Linked DNA regions of Mus musculus: region 2 is linked to region 1. The links are chromatin loops, found by intact Hi-C in ENCODE. Cell type or tissue: heart. All regions are shown on one strand. Each heading gives the region's core, and the rest is flanking DNA. Links, peaks and the distances in the headings are about the cores only. Region 1 overlaps Manba (mannosidase, beta A, lysosomal). Region 2 has its middle 40 kb from the start of Nfkb1.

What was found. A loop is a pair of places that touch in the nucleus more often than their neighbours do. Peaks named below come from ENCODE experiments on the same cell type or tissue, not always from the same donor. Only the 100,000 strongest peaks of a DNase experiment are listed, where the experiment ranks them.
Region 2: it touches region 1 in a loop (4-fold over the local background); 4 of 42 quality-filtered maps call a loop at or near these places.

What each region holds. Positions count from the first base shown.
Region 1 is chr3:135,554,321-135,557,239 of GRCm38, reverse strand. Manba (mannosidase, beta A, lysosomal) reads right to left here. Exons shown (of 17, transcript NM_027288.3): 13 at 2,316-2,480. Among named protein-coding and RNA genes, the nearest start is that of Gm46827, 53 kb to the left of the region's middle. In heart, for the core only: a CTCF peak has its summit at 1,129; no DNase peak of the experiment used is centred there.
Region 2 is chr3:135,729,768-135,732,686 of GRCm38, reverse strand. No RefSeq gene overlaps it. Among named protein-coding and RNA genes, the nearest start is that of Nfkb1, 40 kb to the right of the region's middle. In heart, for the core only: CTCF peaks have their summits at 1,205 and 2,729; a DNase peak (open chromatin) is centred at 1,206; H3K27ac peaks cover 473 bases.

The DNA.
Region 1 (2,919 bases), core at 89-2,588:
CAGTCTGATTTGTTCCCATGGTGAGACAGTCCAGCAATACAAAAGAAGACACGCTCATTGTATTATCAGCTAAGGCAGCTCTCACAGAGTGTGTCGAGTAAGCAAGTGGAGCTAGGTCGTGTTGAAATCTAAGTGTAGGGAGTGCTAATCAAGGCAGCAGAGGCAGCCGGGCACCAGTGGAGTTCTCTGCTTGTGTGTTTTAGCAGCGCTGAGCTTTGCCTGTGCGTTTAGCACTCGCAGCCAACTAAGCCTTGGTTCAGAATTGGAGACTTGCTCTCATTCAGTTTGGCACTCAGCCTTGATCCTTTCTAAGTCTAAACTAGGGAGTGGATCTCAATGGAATTAATCTGTTGCTTTTCTCTTTCCCTTCCTATCTCCACCTTCTCCCTACACTCCCCACCTCCTCCTTCTCTCCTTGTCCACGGGGATACCTGCCCCAGCAAGGTGGTCACCACCAGACCAAAACCAAACAGAAGCTGCAAATGAATTAAGTAATTAAGTTAAAAAAAAATCCTGGAAGTGAAAGCCAGGTCTTGCCATGGAAGAAGGAACGGTGCAAAGATGAGGAAGCAGCAGGCAGGAATCGAGTAATCTTATGGACAATTCTCACCAAAACCTGTTTAAAGGACAGAGAGGAGAGAAGCGGGAGTAGGGAAGGAATCTTGGTTAATTCTTTCCCTGGCTCATCCTCTCTAAGCTCCCTCCCACTCACTGTTCTCGTTTATTATTAGTCATTCATAAGGTTCTGAAGAACAGGATGTGTGCCCACGTCACTTTGGAAGACTCTATTGGTTGAACAAATTTTGTAACTGTCAAAGATGTTTGAACCGAGAAGGCTTTGCAGAAAGCTTCCTCGTGAACATGTGGAGAGCCTTCCCTCCCTGCTTCGTCTTACAGCAACAAGTGAGTTCTTCTGCCTCCAGATCTTCCAGTCTTCCAAAGTCTCTTCTCACTCTCCTCTCTTCTCGGGTTATATCTATTCCAAATGGCCACACACCCAGCATGCTCTCTTAATCTGTGACTCACACTACCACTCCCACAGGTTGACTAAACTAAGCTGCATCAGGCCTCTCAATGACCACCTACACCAGGAGGTGACTTCAGTCTTCACCAAGCCCTGAGCTTAGAGCCCCCTCTACTGCTTTCATTTGTCTCTAGCATATATTTATTGGGCGTTTGATGCCAAGTCGTGAGAAACTGATTCTCAAAGGGCACCTTTTCCCTTCCTGCTCCTCTGATAACTCAAGTTGTCTGTGGGAATAAATAACTATTCTATTATCTAGGGGGAAAGAGCTAGGTTGTGCCTGCAGGCTCAGGTTTGAATTAGATGTGATTTATTTGGTAAGCAACAGACATGATAAAACACCCAGGCCAGACCAATTACATATAAATGATTGTAAACATTGATCCTCAATCTATAGCTTGCCTTTTTCTCTTTCCTGGTAGTGCTTTAAAAAAAAAAAACCAGGGCTGGTGAGATGGCTCAGTGGGTAAGAGCACCCGACTGTTCTTCCGAAGGTCCGAAGTTCAAATCCCAGCAACCACATGGTGGCTCACAACCATCTGTAATGAGATCTGACTCCCTCTTCTGGAGTGTCTGAAGACAGCTACAGTGTACTTATATATAATAAAAATAAATAAATCTTTTTAAAAAATCAAAAGCCAATGATTTTAGTGAAATACAATTTATCAGCCCGTTTTTTTTTTTTCATGGTTAGTGTCCTCAAGCTTTAAGACCTCTTCTTTGCCTGTCTCTGAGTCTTGTGTTCTTTCCAGGACTTTTATTGTGTTGCTTCCTCATTTCAGGGGCTTTGTTTTCTTTGTCTCAGGGATCAGATCCAAAGCCTGGAGCGTGTGCAGCACGGCTATGCTCCAAACCCTCCCATTTGAATCTCAGGTCCGTGGTGAATGCAATCTGCATGCATGGAGACTTTCATTTCCCTGTAAAGCGATCTTCTTGGTCCAGCACATTTCATCAACGACTCTACCCTTTTCCACCTGAATTGCCAGGACATTTCTGTCCTAATAGGAGATTCTCCTACTGCCTTCATTGCTGAAACTTTAGACTAATCTTAAACAACAAACATCTTAGTACACAAATTTTAGAATTTCATAAGCTGTTCTTGTGAGGAGAAACAAAGCCAAGAATTAGATACAGGTTTTATGGGTTTGCTCGTCTGTATTGTGAAGAAAACAACAACCTTAGCAAGAGCATGCAAACCTGACCATTTTCCACCATACAAAGGCTACGAAAGCTGCATGATTGCACACACTCAGTGTAGAAGCCCAGCAGCTCCAGACTAGAAGTGGCTTACCTGAGTAAGGTAGATAGTGTCTTTAAATGTGCGCAATGGGTCTGTCCCCTGGGGGAGTTTGAAATGCATCTTGACCTGGTGCAGCATCTGATGGTTGCCATCTTCATGATGCTGCCGATGAAGGGAGAAGCGGCTGTTGTAAGCCCAGTCCTCCTGAGATGAGACCTTGTGGATAAAGGAAGAGGGTCACAGACCCTAGCCGTGAAGCTACTTTTCTCATACATTCCTGACAAGCCTGGAGAGTGCTCTACACATCGGAAAGAACTTAGGAATTGTTCTGTGGTATTAATCATAAACATTAAAGAAAAACGTTCTGGGGATTGAACTCAGGACCTCCCGAAGAGTAGTCAGGGCTCTTAACCACTGAGCCATCTCTCCAGCCCCGTCATTCTCATTATTACTGGTAAAGGCCAGCCTTGTGCAAGGTGGGGTCCGATTTGGTAACAACGGTCTGCTTTCATACCTGGAAAGTTGCATTATATTATTTCTCTTAAAAAGCCTGGCATACCAAAACATTATTCTGTTCATTAAAACACATTATCACTTGTTGGGAGCTATTAAGACAACGCTATTGCCCTGATCTCTGAATTGGGCCTCTCCCTCC
Region 2 (2,919 bases), core at 267-2,766, 180 kb before region 1:
CATCACCCTGTTCCAGTATCAGTAGTATCTAGATGGATTCACTATAATTACTTCTTCACCAAAAATATATTAGACATTATAGTAGACATCATAGGTGGGATGTGTTTCATCCTTAGGGTTAATAGATAGATAATACATATCATATTGATAATAATTTCCAAGTTACATTTGATGTTTAGATATGCATAGGGGTACAATTGTTTGAATTACTGTTGTGTTTATCCATCATTAATATATGTTGTGTGGATGGTTGGATAAGTGTGTACATGCCTGACACAGCAGGCAGGTAGAGATTGGAGAGTGATGCGCTGGAGTGGCTTCCTTCCACCGTGTGTGTGTGTGTGTGTGTTTGTGTGTGTGTGTGTGTGTGTGTGTGTGTGTGTGTGTGCTGGGTATCGACCTCACTCAGGTCAGGCTTGGTCGCTGTGTTTTTGAACATTGATTTATTTTATTCTTCTTTGGGTGGGAGAGAACGTAAGTTGATTACATCTGTTTCTGCTTGTTAGAGTAGATGGAGGACACTTCACTTGCCACTGTGACTGGCACCAACTTTGATGGGACTAAAATCAAACGAGACTTAAAGCATCCATAGAATAAATCAAGCATTCTTCCGTAAGTGATTCCCTTTTTTAATCTTTCTATTTTAGCGTTGTTGGGTTCCCCCCCCCCCCTTGGATCCATCGTCAGTCCCTCCGCCTTGAGTCCTCACCTCAGCCCAACGTCCTTCCTATGTGATAAGGTTTTTAACCAGATCAGGTGCACAGAAATAGAAGTTACCACCGCACTTTCTAAGCATGGTGAAGCCCTGTTATAAACTAGTCAATCTGGCTGGTCTAGTTGTTTTCCTTTCTTTGTGCGGGCGAGGTGTTGAGTCTTTGTATTGCGTATCTGTACACATGCTTTAAATTTTTTCTTCATGTTGAGATCGTTTGAGAAAAATGTGGGTGGGGCGAAAGAAGATTCTGCTCTAAACTATTTAAAACCTTAAATCTTCAAACCTCAGGAGATAAATACAAGGTATTTAAGACTCCCATGAGTCATAGACTAAGAAAAAAAAATCTTAACCTGGAAAGAAAGAAATAATGTTTTCACCACATCTAACAAGATGTTCTGAGCTGTGGCTTTAATGTACATGTCCACGGCGCCACCTAATGGCTGGATCAATCTTAAAACTATCTCTCAATACAGTTAACCAGGTAATTCTCGAAATTGGGCATGAGGTGGCGCTAGAGTTCTTCTTAGATGAGCTCTGAAAGCCTTTACAAAGCAAGCTCACATTCAAGGGCATCCACCAGGGCTACACAGAGAAATCCTGTCTCGAAAAACAAAAACAAAAATAAAAACATAGAAATCGCAACAAACCACAACCTTACCCTAAAGTCGTGAACATTCACTAACTTATCCCGTTTCCTTTTTATCATATTTTTTTATTTTTTATTTATTTTATTTTTATTTTTATTTTATATTTTATTTTACTACTTTATTCTGTTGATGAATAAAAATCTACCTTGAAATACAAATCCACAATGTGTCATTTAGGAGGTGACTCAGGTCCGTCACCTGAACCGTCTGTGTCCCCACAAGGGTGGGAATGCAACTGTCACTGTCACTGTCACTGTGTGAGTGAAGCCTTCCTTAGATTCCATTACAGAACGAGGTAAAGCGCTGAAGAGTGATAGCAGTAGTAATGGTGATTGACAGCTGGGCGTGTCCCCACTGAACACTGAATGAGTAAAGCCACACTTTCTAAGGGAAAGCAAAGGAGACTGACCGTGCATTCTGACCACCGACCAAAGCTGCACCATTTGTCCGCATAAAGCGATGGAGGGATGAGAAAAATGAAAGAAAGGAGAGAGCAGCATTATAAATAACTAATGTAAGCAAATACTGTTAGTCCTTCCAGCTCACAGATGGTGATGGATAGTTTCCAGAATATGGCTTGAATGTGGCTCTAGTGCCCAACTGATAGCTCCTTGGAATGTCCAAGTGTTGGTTGGTATTGTAATTCATTTAGACAGGGGGGGAGAAGGGGGAAAGGAAGGAAGGAAGGGAGGGAGGGAGGGAGGGAGGGAGGGAGGGAGGATAAATTTCTTCTCATCAGGGTCATTCTAAGACCCAGATTCCCAGAGTGACTGACCTCAGTGACTGCCACACCCTAAGAAACAATTCTTTCCACACTTCCAGCCCCTGCAAAGTCTCTACAATAAAAATGGCAAGTCATTTTAGCCACATAGAAAACATGATGCATGTGTTCGCTCGCTATATTCGGGAATCCAATTATACACTGTTTTCTGTGAGATGCAGCATGGCAATCATAAACCGTTTCCTTCTCAAATGAACACTCGTATCAGCATCTCCAGCTCACCCCACAGCAATGTTAGGGAGCAGTGGGTGGGAGGAAATGGGCGTCTGTTCCCCAACCGACCACTATTTAAAACCATGGCTTACACATTTGTGGATTGCTGAATGTGTGTTCACGATATAGTTTCACAGAGTGACTTTCAGATCTTGGAATTAACCCTTCTTGAGTTTAGCACACATAGGTAGACATGTACATATCCTGGAAATATAGATACCCCAAGGAGCATATGTCATAAACACTTTATGGCAAAGAACATCCCAGATAGCCAAAATGAAGGGCCTGGCTATCACTTCCTGTGAGTGCTCGGAGCGCTCTCTGGCTGCTTGTGCCATAGCCTCTGGGTAACAAGGAATGTTTGCAACTTCTTCAAGTCCAGGCTGCATCATCACAACAACCATTTTACTCACCGAGACAAAAAAATCAGATGTCAGCTATCTGCTTCATTGGCATATCAGGAAATAAAAAGCCATTGCCACTGTAAGAAACCCTGACCTGTTGAAATGCCTTGGAGGCGTGCCTCGGTGCTAATTAAAATAATAGACACTGTCACATGAGGC